Linked DNA regions of Mus musculus: region 1 is linked to region 2. A link is a loop called in an ENCODE intact Hi-C map of the cell type or tissue named here. Cell type or tissue: gastrocnemius. All regions are shown on one strand. Each heading gives the region's core, and the rest is flanking DNA. Links, peaks and the distances in the headings are about the cores only.

Evidence for each region. A loop is a pair of places that touch in the nucleus more often than their neighbours do. Peaks named below come from ENCODE experiments on the same cell type or tissue, not always from the same donor. Only the 100,000 strongest peaks of a DNase experiment are listed, where the experiment ranks them.
Region 1: a loop joins it to region 2, with 6 times the contacts of the local background. A loop is called at or near these places in 2 of 42 quality-filtered maps.

What each region holds. Positions count from the first base shown.
Region 1 is chr17:21,576,307-21,584,649 of GRCm38, forward strand. It overlaps Zfp948 (zinc finger protein 948), which reads left to right. Exons shown (of 6, transcript NM_001002008.2): 4 at 6,724-6,836. The coding sequence starts at 6,807. Among named protein-coding and RNA genes, the nearest start is that of Zfp948, 14 kb to the left of the region's middle. In gastrocnemius, for the core only: a CTCF peak has its summit at 3,407 (motif pointing left); a DNase peak (open chromatin) is centred at 3,406.
Region 2 is chr17:20,940,285-20,948,627 of GRCm38, forward strand. Ppp2r1a (protein phosphatase 2, regulatory subunit A, alpha) reads left to right here and starts at 5,170. Exons shown (of 15, transcript NM_016891.3): 1 at 5,170-5,299. The coding sequence starts at 5,222. In gastrocnemius, for the core only: no CTCF peak of the experiment used is centred there; DNase peaks (open chromatin) are centred at 5,024, 5,430 and 5,924; H3K4me3 peaks cover 3,004 bases; H3K27ac peaks cover 2,959 bases.

The DNA of each region.
Region 1 (8,343 bases), core at 88-8,087, 640 kb after region 2:
CTTGTAAAATAGTCAAATTTCATAAAACTTCATATATCCTTTTGGTTACTCCAGCCATTCTTCCTCCTTTCTTCCTGCCCCATCCCCCGTTTCATATTTAAAACATGTTTTACTTTATGCCCAGTTCTTTCATGTCACATGTGATACCATCCTGTCATTATAAATTTTTTAGTTTGTTTGCAAAATGATAGGGGCCTATGTATCTTCCTTATAGACGTCTCCTTTGGGTTCACCACTCAGCAGCCCTTTCTCCTTTCCACTACTTCACTGTGTACTTGAACCATTCTTCCCCAGTATTCGCCTTCTCTAATTTCATATCATCCATAACCTACTATCCATTCTTTCTTTCTGAGTCTCCCTCTATTGGTCCATTTCTAACTTCCTAGCATCTACATGCAGTCTTATTTCAACAAATAAAACAGAAACATTAAAGCTAAGATGCACATATGAGAGGAAATGTGTGCTGTTTGACTGTTGGGGATTAGTTGGCAGAAGTCTCCATATTTTCCAATTGCCTACATTTACATCCAGATTTCACACTTTCATTTTTATTTACAACTGAATAATATACCATGTTCTATAGATACATATCATATTTTTATAAAAAATTTTTATTTGCCTATGTGTCAGGTGATGGATAACTGAGTTGATTGCAGGCCTAGACATTGTGAATAAAGCAAGAAGAACATGATGGGCAAATGATCATTGGTAAGATAGAAACTCCCTGGATTTGATAGGGAGTAACCAAGATAGGTTACTGTGTATCAGAGTTCTCTAAGGTTGAACCTTTTCATGTTGAAGGATACTCTGTAGAAAAATAGGGTGTTATAGGAAAGGAAAATTAACTGGATGCCTTAAAGGCTAGGGAGTGAATGGGCCATGAACTGTCCAACCTATAGAGACTCTCCCCAATGCTCAGAAATAGGAAACTTAATAGTTTTAGGAAGTCTCAGAAACTGGCAAGATTCACTATCGCCTTTCTGCCTCAAGCTTACATAATTGGCAAGGACCGCTGACAGGGTCATACAAGATGAGTTTTACAGAAGATGCTCAGACCAGCCATGAAGCAGACACTGGTCAAGCTGCCTGGACTCTGGAGCACAAGGCACGCTCATGGAGGAAGTGGCTTATTAGATCACTTCTCAACTCAGGTGAGATGCATGGAACTGCACTGATCCCCAGGTTTCCATCTTTATTATCCATGACTCTCACAGGTGGCAGCTATCATTGAATCCTTTCTGTTTCTATCAGAAACCCCCTCACCCACGTTTTTATAAGTCACCCCAATAAAACTCAGTAATCCACTGGGCTTTACAAATGACCCAGGGGTTAAGAATACTGTGTGTTCCTTTGAAGATTCACTTTATTTTCCCAGCATCCTCACATGGGCGCTCAATCTCTCAGCTCAACTCCAGAATCTACAATGCCCTTTCCTGGCCTCTGCGAGGACGAGGGACACATATCATACACAGACATAAATGCAGACAACACGACTAAAAAAGAAACCACACTGGTTCGTTAAGGTGGACTTTGTTGGTTCCCCAACATTGATTTATTATTATTTCCTTATCTGGGATAAGTAGATGATTGTTCTTGTTTCCACAGGAATAATATCACACATTAGTGCTGTAATTAGGTCACATAGAAGTTTTCTTTCTTTCAGTTATTCATTTATTTATCGGGGCATCTAGACTGACTTCAAAAGTTGATTCTCCAGTTTTTTGGGTTTTGGTTTTTTTGTTTGTTTTTGTTTTTGTTTTTTTGAGACAGGGTTTCTCTGTGCAGTCCTGGCTGTCCTGAAACTCACTCTGTAGACCAGACTGGCCTTGAACTCAGAAATCCGCCTGCCTCTGCCTCCCAAGTGCTGGGATTACAGGCATGCACCAACACTGCCCAGCGATTCTCTAGTTTTTAATATCATGGTGGCTCACAACCACCTATAATGGGATCTGATGGCCTCTTATAGAGTCTCTGGAGACACCAACAGTGTACTTACATGCATAAAAAAAATAAATCTGAAAAAAAGAAAAGCAGTATTTGAGCTGGGCATAGTAGCACATGCCTTTAAACACACATTTCCACAGAAAACCCTGTCTTGAATGAATGAATGGTCCTCTCAAACTTCTATCATTAGCTATTTAACACTGACATACATATGTGTGTAACATACGCATATGGATGCAGAATGTGTGTGTGTATGTGTGTATGTGCATTTGTATGGGCACATTTAATACTGCCCATTTTTACCTCCTACCTCTCCACTATCCTGGTCCACAATTCCAACAGTCACTCTACTGTGTTCATCTCTATTCATACTGCTTGTAATCCAGAGATGAACTGAAGGAATGCAAGGACACAAGCAGGGCTATCTTGTCTGAGTCAACACCATCTGGCCGGAACCTCCCCTCTGTCTATTGCCCCTTGACGCGGGGTAAAGTCATACATCAACTAGTTGCTATGTGAACAAAGATAAGCCCCCAGCCCACAGGAACAAAGTCCTGATGCCCTTTTGCTGACATGTAATCTTTCTGTTAATGATTGAATGAGCCAATCCCATACCTTTGTTGAAATTCCTCGTACCCCTATCCCTTTTTCTTCCATAAAAACCCCTAACTTTTGAGCCTTGGGGCCTACATCTGTTATCTCCTGTGTGAGATACATGTTGGTCCGGAGCTCTGTCATTAAACTACTTCGTGTATTTACATCAAGGCGTTCTGTTCTGTTTGTGATTCTTGGGTGCACGCCGAATCGAGAGTTGAGTGGGGGTTTCCCCACTAGGTTCTTTCAGAACCAGAGCCATTTGTGAGACTGTGGGTTTGGAGCCTGATGTGCTCAGCACAGGATAACAACTAAAGGCCATGACTCTTCTCCTTGAATCTATCCATAGCCAATGTCTGAGAGGTAAAGTGAGCTGTTGTTCCCTTTCCTAGAATGACTGTGGTCTTGTGTGAGGCCAGTACAGATAAAGCCCAGTTGTTGTTGGTTACTGATTACAATAGTTGTATGGAGTCGAGAGAATGGTGTATCTTAGCCTTTCCCCTCTTTCCCTTCTTATTGCATAACCACTTCTTCCTTGGAGTTTCCACAGCTAGAGATGAATGGTGTAGGTGACTTTTTGAGACCTTACTTATTTTATGCATCTGGGACAGCCAAGAGTTTCAGTGTTTACCACTCCGTTAGAAGCAAAGAAAGGAAGAAAGGGGGGGGGGAGAGAGAGAGAGAGAGAGAGAGAGAGAGAGACAGAGAGAGAGAGACAGAGAGAGACAGAGAGAGACAGAGAGAGAGAGAGAGAGAGAGAGGAAGAAACTGTGTTTTTTTTTCTCACTTTTGCACGAGTCACAGAAGTGTAACTTGTTTCTTAGTTTACTGACAAGACCGCCATCTAGTGGTGAAAGTAGTACAGTGGGATGAGTTCAGGTCTGGGCTGATAGCTGTGGGCCAACCACTGGCTACATGAGATTGCTCCCTTTCCCTTCTTCTCGTGTTTGTTTTTGGGGGATGGGACTCTGGCACCTGATTTTAGCCTTTTGTTGTTTGGTATCCAGTATGTGACCGAGAGGCTGATAGTCAGATAAAGGTCTGAGGTTGCCTATCTGGTATCTGAGGATTCAGAACTCACAATGGGGGTCAGATAATGGGATGCAGCATCCTACCCAATCCACTTGAGTCTAGGCTGGGAGCAAGCACGCAGCTGTGCAGAGCAAGTACAGGGCAGCTTGGCAGCTGAACCTGTGTTGAAGGAAGCATGAAACTGAGTAGGAGGGATCAGTCTCCCTGTGGCATATTGGCCTAGTTTAGAGGAAGGGTATAGTGTAGGTGGGGTTAGTGGAATGAAGCCAGGGAAACTGGGAAACAATGTGTGTTTTTCATAGGCAGTGGGACTAAAGAGTCAAAGACAGAAGTATCAAGAACCTGATTTTGTACTGAGCTCTTGGGGGGGGGGGGGCTGCATCGTGGGCAGTCATATAGTGGAGACCTGACTGCAGAGGACTTGAGGGGGTGGGGGTAGGAGGTGGGGGAGTAGGGGTACCTCGGGACCAAACACTTCCCTAAGCTGCAGGTGCCAAGTGGGTCATCCTGGGAGACTCAGCAGTCTGCAACCATATAGATGGGAATAGATGCACTGGGTCCATGAGCCTCCTAGATCAGAGGAACTACAGGAACAGGCAGGAAGGGAGGAGAGAGTGATCATTTTCTCTATTGTTCATAAAGATGACAGCTCTCTAAATTTTTGCTGTCAATAAATTTTCAATAATATTAACTGGAATAATACTATTTCTAAATCAATCTTATGGCTGCTAGATATGCTTATAAGAATAAACCAGTAGAATATTTGAATTTATCTGTTGATATTTGCAACGCGGTCTCTTTGCTGTGGTGGAAAGGACAAAGCTTGAAATTTACAATCATCCATTATAATATCTGTGATCTACCACTTCCCTATTCAAGAGAGTGGCATATGTACCTAGGGACTTGGATTTCCTGAGAGCTTTTAGATAGGAGTCATGAAAGGAACTCCTGCAAATTTAATTGAATCTAAAATACAGTTTGTGAGTTCTACAGGTATGGATGTAAATACTAACTTTTAAAAGTAAACTGTCTATCCATCATTAATTTTCCATCTGAAACGTATGTAATCTGTGATGTAAATACAGTGTTGTAAGAAGTGTGCAACCAGATTTGATGAGGCTCTGCTTTTATCTCAGCACTCAAGAGGCAAAGGCAGCTGGGTCTCAATGAGTTGTAGGCTGGCCTGGTTTATGTAGTATTTCAGGACAGGCAGAGCTACATGGTAAGACTCTGTCTCAAAAATCAAGGAGAAAAAAAAAGTAACTACAAGAAAGAGGGGGGATTGAAGGAAGGAAAGAAAGACAGAAAGAAAGAAAAGGAGGGAAAAAAGGAAAAAAAGAAAAAAGAAATGTGTCTTGTACTGAGTTCTTAATGTTGTAAATTAGAGTCTGGAAATCACAGTATGTTCTTTGAGGGAATCGGGTCACAGTATTTTCACAGTTAGAAAGGATGTTATAAACCAGTTTGTGGTGGTGGCACACACTTTTAATCCCAGCATTCAGGAAACAGAAGCAGGTAGATCTTGGAGTTCTCTGCCAGTCTGATCTACAGAGTTTAAGGACAGCCAGACTACACAGAGAAACCCTGTTTTGGAGGAAAAAAAGAAAGAAAGGAAGAGAGATAGGAACAAAATTAAAAGGTATCATATAATAGAAATAATATTATGAAGCATCTTGTGAATAATTATGATAACTCAACTATATCAAAAAAGCATCTGCAATCTTCTTGTCTTCCTGATTCAACAAAAGCATTCTGCTCATGGACACTTGGACACATGGCCAAACCGTTACATAGAAGTCACCATGTAGGCCAAGCTGACCTGGAATTCACAGATTTCCACCCACCTCTATCTCTTCAGTGCTCACATTAAAGTTGTGCACCAGCAGGAATGTTCAAACTGTTGTCTTTTATTTTGTGGTCTGTTGACAATCAGTGGTGTGACTGTGGTTTGGTAGAAAATATATGGCTTGTGTAGAGAACATTGTCAGCCCAAGGAAGTTTCATTTACACTTCACATGTGTATGCTTTCCCAGACTGATATGTATGGTAGACATATGTTATGGTAGGATAATACCATAATTTCTCATGAGTTTTTAGAAATCTTTTCTGTTATGTTACTCTTGCTGTGTTTATATCTTGCTCTTCTCTATAAATAAATGCCTCTCATACTTTTTCCATTTTCTCCTTAAGATCGTTCATTCCCAGTTTTACTTTTCTGGTTAGTGCAGTTATTCCAGGTTGTGAACTCACATTTGAAGATTTGGAGGGAGGAACTTTCTATGAAAGAGAACATGCAGTATCTGTCTTTTGGGTTTGACTTATTCCACTCAGTGTGATCTGTACTAAGTCCACACATTTACCTGCAAATGTCGTGACTTCAATTTTCTTTACACTTCAATAATATTTTTTAGTGTACATATACATTTTTACTTCTCAATTGGAGGACATTTATGTTCTTCCATTTGGTACCTGTTATGACTCTAGCGTCAATGTGCAATGTTGAGCGCATATCTGTGGAGTAGGGTGTTGAGCCCTTTGAGCATATTCTAAGGAGTAGAAGAACTGGGTTACATACGAGATTTATTTAACCTGTGGGTTTGTTTATTTAACTGACAATTCTTTATATTGATTTATAGAATGGCTATTATTTTGTTTATAGTGTTTTTATTCCCTATGTTTTTTTTAAATGTTGTTGCTGGTTAGAATATTTGTAGAATTCTTCTTTCTTTAATGTGAGAAAGAATGGCTTGCACCTTTGAGTTTGGTTGATTACTTCCCTATTCTCCTGTATTCATCTATTCTTCATATGAAATGTATTATTTCCCATGTTCTTCTAAATAATTTCTCAAATTCTCCTGTGTATGTGTTGCCTCTAATTTATTATGTGCTATGCTGCTTTAGTAAAATGAATTGTGTTAATTCATGACTATCTTCAAATGCACTTCTGTCTCCCTCTTTCGAGAGAATATTTTTCTGAGTGCAATAATATAGTTGCTGGTGTTTTTCTCTCCAAGTTTTAAATATTTTTCCGTGCTCGCCTGGCTCTGGGATTACTGACCAGACACCAGGTAGTATTTTGTTGCTTGGGCCTTTTTATGTGATCTCCCATTGATTTTTTTTTAACAACATTCAGTATTAATTTTACTTTTCCAGTTTGACCCATTGATATTAAAGGACCACTAGCCAACTATTCATTCTTCCTCAAAGAGAAAATCAAAGAAGAGACACAGAAAGAAATGGCTAAATCTCCAGTAAACATGTCCAAGGTCAGTAGTAATTTCCAGTCTATTTCTAAAAGTGTTGTAGTTGGATACAAGACCTTAATTTTCTGCTCCTGGTAATTTTTTAATATTTATTTTGAAATTGTTATAAACAGACCAACAAAATCACAAACTTCAATTCAGCAGACCTAGAGTCTAGACAACACAATGCATTTTTATGCAATCAATATTCACTAGGAACAGAAGCTCTGGAGCCTCAGATGTGATTTTATATTTTCACTATCGAATATATGTTTGTGTACTAATCCAACACCAGACCCCCAAAAAATTTGTGACAGAAGTAGAACGAAGGAAAGCACTTAGCTTTTTTTTATAACAGGTGGTCATTACCTTCATGGCAGGTATATGTGGCTTAATTGTGCCATGAAACTGATGTTCTTGAGTGTAGGCTGAGATTATATTTTACTTGTATTTATTTCTCTTTGGTGTTTAATATCATGTTAGTGTTGATGTGTCTACATGTTTGTTAGCACCTCATATCTGTTTATCTCAGGAGAATCACACACTTGTCTAAGAAGTTCAGTGGTAACTTTCCAGAGTAGAGAGATCAGTATTTTTTACTTTTTTTCTTTTCTTTTGTTTGTATCTCAGACAACATCCCACCTAGCAGAACACTTGGGCTTGACCTCATTGTGTAGAATTATGTGGAATGCATCCTTACAAATGTCTTATGGGCATTGACTGATGGATGTGAATAAGTTGTTAGTGACATTTGATATGAAAAAAATACTCTCATCGTGGTTTTGCTCTAGTTACTTTTTACTTGAATGATAGCTATTCAATCCTACCTTGCAGCTGTAGGGTTCTGAAATTGTTATTTGTCTAAGATGGCTCTTTTACATGCTCAGGAAAAGTTTCTATCATGTTAAATGCGGCTAAGGCAGATTTTTCCATCTGCTTGTTAGTGGTCCCAATAGCTATCTATCTGTATCTCTATCTCTATCTCTATCTCTATCTCTATCTCTATCTCTATCTCTATCTCTATCTCTATCTCTGTCTCTATATAGTTGATTTATATGTTACCCTTAAAATTATCAATATGTAGTATTCTTAACAAGCTTGCTACTGTGGAAAAATAACATAATTCTTTGCCTAAAAAGGACTCATGAGTTCTGCCTTCCATACCTACCCCTTTGCTTTTTAATCATGTGGTGTTAAATATTATAGTTTAAAAATCATACCTGAGCCTGTTAGAATAGATTATGTCAAGGCCCAAATACAGAGAAGATTGACTCAGTGTATGCATTTTAGGATGATCTTCAGGCAGAGCATTTAAAAGCACATTCCTCATCATGACCTGTCCTGAGACAGGAACATTGTGATCCTGGGGCACATGAGTTCAGAATACATAAGAAGTAGATAACTATGTCAATATTTTAAATTTGTGTCTTGTTTCTTGGATACTACTTATAAAACATGTCATCCTCCTTTCACAGAGTTTGAACATTCACTACAGAATGTGACTAACTATACTGGAAATCATTTTTTGATT
Region 2 (8,343 bases), core at 75-8,074:
TGAGTTGGTCTAGTCAGAGCCAATTCCTCCAGCAATTTTTTAATGCTTCTCTAACCCTGAGGAGGGGCAGTAGTTAATCTTGTCAAGTTTGTTCACCTCCTGAGTCTCAGGAGCTTCCCTGAGCCTTGAAACAGCAAACATTTCAACTCAGAGGAAATTGCTACACATTGTCTGAAATGCACAATGACTCACTGTTCCTAAATTGTATTACACACTATCCTGTGACATTTACATAGTATTTGTATCTGTGCAGGGCAGGACACATGGCACAGTAATAGTCCATGGTCTAGGGAATTAATATCATGTGCCCATAAACACATCCATATAGCCAACACTATTCTTCCTGCTTTTCCTGCCACCTGCTGAGACATACTGTACGCAGCTATCATTTTTTACATGCATATGAAAATATACATGGTAGACTTATTACAAATTATTTGGTAACAGATGGCATCACCTCTTCCCTCTCTCAACACAAACCAAACAAAACCCCAAAGAAACAGAAAAAAAAGAATTAGAAAGACAAGTCAAAAAGCATGGAGTCTATTTTGTTTTGGTCAACTATTCCCAGGAGGCATCACTTGCAAAGAGCTTGGGGGTGGGACTTTGTGCCACTTTTCCTTCTCAGTACTAGGACTTTGAGCCTGTGCAGGTCCTGTGCATGCTGTCTCAGTCTCTGTGAGTTCACACATTCATTAGCCTATTGTATCTGGAAGATACTGTTTCTTTGGAGTTATTCATTTCCTGTGGATATTACAATCTTTCTGCCCTTTCTGGGTCCTTTTCCATATAGATCCCTGAGCTTTGAGGGGAGGAGTTTGGTAAAGACATCTCACTTAGAACTGAGTGTTCCAGAGTCTCTCAAGTTCTGCACATTGTCCAGTTACAGATCTCTGTGTTAACTGCAATCTACTTGCAGGAAGAGTCTTCCCAGACGAAGACAGAAAAATGCTCTGAATCCTAGACAGATACTGGCAGAGACATATTAAGGACAGCTATGGAAAAAAATAATATCCTCACATATTATGGATATGGGTGGCACAGAAACAAAACAAAACAAAACAAAACAAAACAAAACAAAACAGGAAGTTATCCATAATGAGTTCAAGCTAAACAGGCAGGATGTTCTCTGTCTACCCCTCTCCACTTACAAGGTTCTCATGTTAGCCAGGTTGCCTTTTGAATATATGGCCAAAGATAACCTTTTAACTTCTGATTCTGTGTCTGTCTATCTACCTTTGGGATGGCTGGTTGTGTACACTCAATTTTAGATGGTGCTGAGGTATCATAGCTAGTTTTTGTCAACTTGACAAAAATCTAGATATATCTGAGAAGAGGAATTCATTTCCTTTCTTCTCTATGCCTCCAAATTCCCACCTCCATCCTCTCACCACAGTAAATACACACACCTGAAATACTATTTCATGTGGAACTACTCAGCACTGTCTGGAGAATAATCTATGATAGCTGTGCTTTAGGGTTTGAATGTATGAGTTTACTATGAATGTAGTAAGGGAAGTAAAAGAATCAATAGTGGGGAATGCAGGAGGTTCCAAGGACACAATGTGAGTGACCTTAGCCAAAATGTCCAGCAGTGGGAATATGGAATATTGAAAGGACCATCTCCAGTAGTCAGCCAGGACCCCCAGTTGAGGAATGAGGATACCAACCCAACTACAAACTTTCAGCCCCAAATTGTTTCTAAAAGAAATGCAAGATAAGAATTGGAGCAGAGACTATAGAGATGCTCGACCAGTGACTGGCCCAACATGGGATCCACTCATAGGCAGGCACCGAATCCTGACACTATTACTGATGCCACGCTGTTCTTGAAGATAGGAGCCTAATATAGCTGTCCTCTGAGAGGCTCTGCCAGCAGCTGATTCATACAAATATAGACACTCACAGCCAAGCATTGGACTGAGGTCGGGGACCCCTATGGAAAAAATTATAGGAAGGATTGAAGGAACTGCAGGAGATGGCAACCCCATAGGAAGAACAACAGTATCATCTTACCTGGATACCTGGGAAGCTCCCAGAGATAAAGCCACCAACCAAAGAGAATACATAGGATGGTCCACCCCTCCCCCTCAAAACATGTAGCAAAGGGATGCCTTGTCTGGCCTCAGTGGGAAAGGATCACTGGGGGTCACCCTCTCAGAGGCAAAAGGGAGTGGGGGTTGGGGGAAAACTCTGTGATGGGGGACCAACAGGGAGGAAATATTTGGGATGTAAATAAATAATTTAAAAAAGCAAAACAAAACAGACACATTAAACAAGAACTGGTAGGATGACTAATAACTCTATTAACCATTGAAACCAATAATAATATGCTTTTTAACCTAATTTCCTAATATAAAGAACCTATGTAACATGTATTTCTATTATATACTACATGTAATTGTGCTTGGTCCAGATAGTCTATAGTTCTTTTCTCAAGCACAAACAATGATCCAGATGTAGTCTTCTGACTGAAAAACTGTAAGCAAGAGATAAAATGTAGCAGGCATGTCCTCTGGGGTAAAAGATGCCAACAAGGGCAGTGAAATATAAAAGACAGAATATAGATAGTGGGCCCAAAGACTGTTTCTCAAACTCTGCTTGGAATTTCCAGCTATGCGCTAAACATTATATAAACAATGGGAAAAATAAAAATTGTCCATTCTTTTTTTTTATTCTTTTTTTTTATTCTTGTTAGGTATTTTCCTCGTTTACATTTTCAATGCTATCCCAAAGGTCCCCCATACCCACCCCCCCAATCCCCTACCCACCCACTCCCCCTTTTTGGCCCTGGCATTCCCCTGTACTGGGGCATATAAAGTTTGCAAGTCCAATGGGCCTCTCTTTGCAGTGATGGCCGACTAGGCCATCTTTTGATACATATGCAGCTAAAGACAAGAGCTCCCAGGTACTGGTTAGTTCATATTGTTGTTCCACCTATAGGGTTGCAGTTCCCTTTAGCTCCTTGGGTAATTTCTCTAGCTCCTCCATTGGGGGCCGTGTGACCCATCCAATAACTGACTGTGATCATCCACTTCTGTGTTTGCTAGGCCCCGGCATAGTCTCACAAGAGAGAGCTATATCTGGGTCCTTTCAGCAAAATCTTGCTAGTGTATGCAATGGTGTCAGCATTTGGAAGCTGATTATGGGATGGATCCCTGCATATGGCAATCACTAGATGGTCCATCCTTTCGTCACAGCTCCAAAAAATTGTCCATTCTTAAACTGAACCTAGAGTCTTGTGTCTCTGTCTCCAATTACCTTCCTTGCTAGGCCCTGTTGATGTCCAGCTGTGTTGCCCACGGCATAACTGAATAACATTTACTATTTCATAATATCCTAAAATGTAATCATTAATCATAAATATGACTATGTCAATGTCACTAAAAATTTAGTGTTTTTCAGCATAAGAGATAAAGGATACAAATTTAAAATCAAAAAAGTAAATAAAACCTTATTTTTTAGTTTTCATAATTCACATAAATTGATTAGAAATGCCAGTAAGCCCATTACCAATCACAACCTAGTACTAATTAATTAAACTTACCCTCTTCTTGTACTTGTTAAGAAATCCAGTGCTTCCTACAATGTTTAACCTAGGGCAGTTCAAAGTAAGACTAGAAAACTTTACTATATCTGAAAGGAGAGGAGACAGGCAAGAGGATGTTTTTTCCAAAAGATCTGTTAAATCAAAAATGGTCCAAGAAGGCACTGTTTGGAATTCCTCTCCATAGCCTCTCCTGAGTTCCCCAGTTTTCTGTTGATTGGTTTCAGAAACACATAAAGTACAGTATAGAAGAGTTCATATAAAGGAAAGAAACTGAAGAATGGCCAGAGAGATCATAAAAGAAAATACACTCACAAAGAATAGACAATGGTACCATTGTGCCAAACTCTTTTAGTGAGGTAGCGTATAAACTGAAGTTTCTAAGCCAGACCATTTGGATTAACTCTTATGGGATGAGGCAATGGTATGGCTGTCTTTTGAGGGTTACACCATAGACCTTTGACTGGCCCGGAGGTCACTATGTAGACCAAGATGATGTCAATCTCAGAAAGATGACAAGTTTTTGCTTCCTGAGTTTCATGATTGAAAGCATGTGCACTTTCACACATGGCTATGCCTTCTGTTCGTTATCACAAGACCAAGTGTTTCCTATTCAGGGCCAGAGATATGTGATCTGCATCATTACTTAGGAACGCCTACTCTCTGTGAGGGGGGGGGGGTTGTTTGTTTGTTTGTTTGTTTATTTCCACTCTCTGTGAGGGTGCTTTCTCAATTTTCTCTCTAATTGGAGAGGAAGAAGGGGGAAGGGAGGAATGGAGGTGTGGGGGGGAGGATGATGGAGGAGGGGAGAGGCGAGGGGAGTCGAAAGGAGAAAACAAAAATCAAGTATAGAAATAGCCACGCTTTAACAACCTTGATAGCATCTAACAACCCCGCTATGCCCACCTTCTTCCCTTTCATATTTTCAACCTTAAGGAGAAAGGATTGTGATAGTTTTATATTCGCCTTCTAAGTGAATCACAGCGCCCAAGCTCATTATGAGGCAGAGGTCCATCCTCAAAAAACTTTCGACCTTGTTCATTTTTTACTAGCTACCTAGAAGCTCCCCGGCAGGATGAAGACTCGCTCTGGCCGCTCTATTTCTTCCGGGTAAGGGGGGTGGGTAATAAAGCCTTGAACGCCAAGAGCCCCAGAACCGCATCCTAGAAACCAAGCAAGGCAAATCTCCCTACTTAGGAGTCCCTCCTTTACAGAGACCGGTATAGCAGAACCAGACAAGCATGTCCTTCATTACGTCACGCATAGCTCCCAAGACTCCAGCTTAAGTCTTCTCCGCCTCTCCCCAAGGGGCCATCTTAGCCACCTCCCACCCTCGACTCTCATTGGCAGCTAGACCTGCTTGTTCCCGTGGTTGCTAGCAGCGACGTAGGCGGGCACAATCTTGGTCACTAAGATACTTCACTTCCGGTTCCTCTCGTCCTTCGGGAAAAACATCTCATTCGTCCGGCCAATGGTGAATGAGAAGTAGGCGGGACTTGGTTGGTTCAGACCAAACAGACGCGAGCTTGTGCGGCAATGGCGGCGGGACGGCCCCTGTAGGGCGGCTCGGGCGCCCCCACGTCCGCTTTGCGTCCTTTCCCCGGCACCGCCCCGCCCGATCCCGGATTCCGCCTGGAGCTCGCTGCTGCCTGATAGAAACGCCAGGGAGCCAAGATGGCAGCTGCCGACGGTGACGATTCGCTCTATCCTATTGCGGTGCTCATAGATGAACTCCGCAATGAGGACGTTCAGGTACGGGGATCCTTCCGTTAGAGTGTGTGGGGGAGATCGGGGACGGGGATCTTCGCGGAATGTGGGAGCGATGGCTCCGGGTTCTCCGGGAGTGGCGGAAAGCAGCGGCAGCCAATCAGAATTCAGGTCTCATCTTTCTTAATAGCAAGGTTCGATGAGATGGCAGCCTTCATTGGGTGCCCGGCCAAGCGGAGGGCAAGCCTCGAGGGTCCTACCTGAGTGCGCGCGGCCGCCCCAGATCTGGGCCTGGGCGGCCCGAGATAGGGTGGCGGTCTTGTTGCCGCCTGCCAGTCGGTGATTGGCGGCGGACTCAGAATGGCTCTTTGTAGAGAATCGGCGGGGGCGCGTGACCTGCTGAGTAGAAACCCTCAGGGGTCCTGGCGACCCGGGTAGAGTTCCCATTGCTTTTAATGTTTTCGTTTTAACTGGAAGGAGTGGGGACTGATATTGGGATTGGGGACTGATACCGAGATTTCTGTCCATTCTTCACCGACCTCCACCTTGTATTTTGGGTTAGCTCTCCTGAAGGAGGAGGAAGGAGGCGGTGAAAGTATCCTCTCCTGAGATTTAACTAGCCGTAGCTGGGGTGGGTAACGTGCACAGACCCACCTGTTCTCCGACCTGGTCCCAAGCCGGCCTGCCAAGAGAGTTGATAGTTCTGGTTCATGGGAGAAGAATGAGCCAGGACCCCAGAGTTGTCGGACTGCTTTGGATTTGAAAAAGAGGTCAGACCTCAAGGCCGCATCCTCTCACCTGAGGATGACCTTGTGTGCACATTATTTCATCGCCCCTGGCTTCTGTTTTCTACAAATAGCGGCTAATAATAGTCCTGGTTTCCCTCGGTGGCCGAGGAAAAGTAGTAAAATGAAACTGGCTGTATGTAAAGGCTCTATAAATGTTAGCAATTATTTTGGGGGTGTGGCTATTGTGGCACTGTGCTACAGCCCTCTGCTTTTCCTTTTATATAGAATTGTTCATGCTGCACTCAGTCACCTTCCTGAACCTGGGCCTATCCTCTAAGTCTTACGTATTTATGTGTGACTCTGGTTCCATTGTTGGCAAGACTGGATTTGTACTCCTGGATCTTGCAATTTTTGCAAATTGACTCAGGCAGTCTGTGTTTCTCTTCTGTTAAATGGGAATAATAATCTGGTTTTGGGTATACTGAATGAATTTATTTGCATATGTTCTGTAAACACATGCAAAGCATGAGGAATGTTATTGGGTCATAAAGGAGACCAGAGCTTGGTATAGTGGTGCATGCATGCTAGCAATCCCAGCACTCAGGAGGCAAAGGCAGTGTCAAGGCTAGCCTGGTGACACTGTATCAAGAAAGAAGCAGTCTGGTTGCTGTACAAAGGCTAGATGTGAAACAGGTAAACAGAACTAAATCTGCATATTACCACATGTAAGAAAGAATGAGACTTGTCAATGTTGAAAGAGTGAATCAGCAAGTGTTTGCTGGGCCTTTCTTCAGAGTGGTATTTTGGATAGTTGAAGAACAAAAGAACAAAACTTGCCTTAAAGGAATTAACCTTTTAGTGAGTGGTCACAGATAAATAGGCATTATGTTGACTATGGAAAATTTTAAGGAGAAAATAAGAAATGTAGAGTAAGCATGGGAAAGTCTTGTTGAAATTTGAAACAGTACCTGCTTGTTGAAGGAGCCATTAGATTCTGGGCAGAGTGTGTAACCTCTAGACAGTTGGGTGAGGAATTAGGCTAGTTGAGGGAGGCTCCTTCTAGGATGTAAAGTTTAAAAAGTTGGAGATGAATCCAGATAGAGAGAGAGAGAGAGTGTGTGTGTGTGTGTGTGTGTGTGTGTGTGTGTATGCGCGCAATGGCTATAGTTCTAGTTTTTTGGCTCCAAGGGTGTTTAGTAATGTCTAGGGATGGTTTGGTTGCCACAACTGGGAGATTGTTGCTGCTTTTAGTAGGTTGAAGTCATGAATGCTGTTAAGCATGATTGCAGTATATAGGACATCTTTCTTAGGTAGGAAACAAAGATTTTAGTGCTAAGGTTGAGGGAAGCTGTTGGATGAAATGTTCACCTAGAGACAATAAGGAACTTGTCTAGCTTAGGTCAGTGTGCCAATTTTGTCAGGATCCTGTAACAAGTCACCATAAGTTTAGTATACAACAACATAAAGTTTTATTATGTTTCTGGAGATCAGAAGTCTGTCAGAGGTCTTGCTGGATGAAAATGACCTCATGACAGCATAGCCTTGAATTAGGCAACAGGGCTACACAGCTTTCTGCCACTTTACTCCAACATTCACAGTGCCATCTTCCTGAACAAAACAATGCACACTGTTGACAGAAAGAGTAGAGTGAAAGAACTGTCCACAAATGGACAGGAAGCGTGGTGTTCAGGACCCCTACTCCTAGACACAGTGACGGTGCAGATAGTCAGACTGCTTAGGTTCTGCTTGGGAACTCACTGCTTTCTATCAAGTGCTTCTTGTTTTGCATCAGCATCCTCGCCTGTTAATATGGTTTTTCTAGAAAACCTCAGAGCAGAGTATGAATAAACTACCTGAGTATACAGGGAACACTTTATAGATGATCCATGATGCTATTATTGCTGGCATGAAGATTATGAATGGAATGGTGGTTGCTCCCTGATACCATCCATTGTCCTTAGGGCTGCTGCTCACTGCTCACCAGTTGTCACCCTGGCCCATGCATTTCCCATAGTTCAGATGGAAGAGGAGCACAGGCATGTAAGAAATTGAGGGAAGAATGTTGAAAACTAGTATACAGGTCAGCAAAAGACAGCCTTAGTACCATATCCATCCACAGCCAGCTTTTGCAAGTAAAGTTTTGCTTGAGTGAAAGCCATGCCAGTAGCTTTATTAAGTAAAGCTTTGCTGGAATAAAAGACATGTTTGTTTGTTTACCTAGTGGTTCCTTCCCATTGCAGCTGTTGTGCTGTGAGCCCAAGTTGAGTGATTTAGAGACTGGCCTGTGAAGCTGAGAACATTTACCAGCAATTTAAAGAACATGTTCTTTTCTGGATACTCAGCAGTGCACTGAGCACCTGC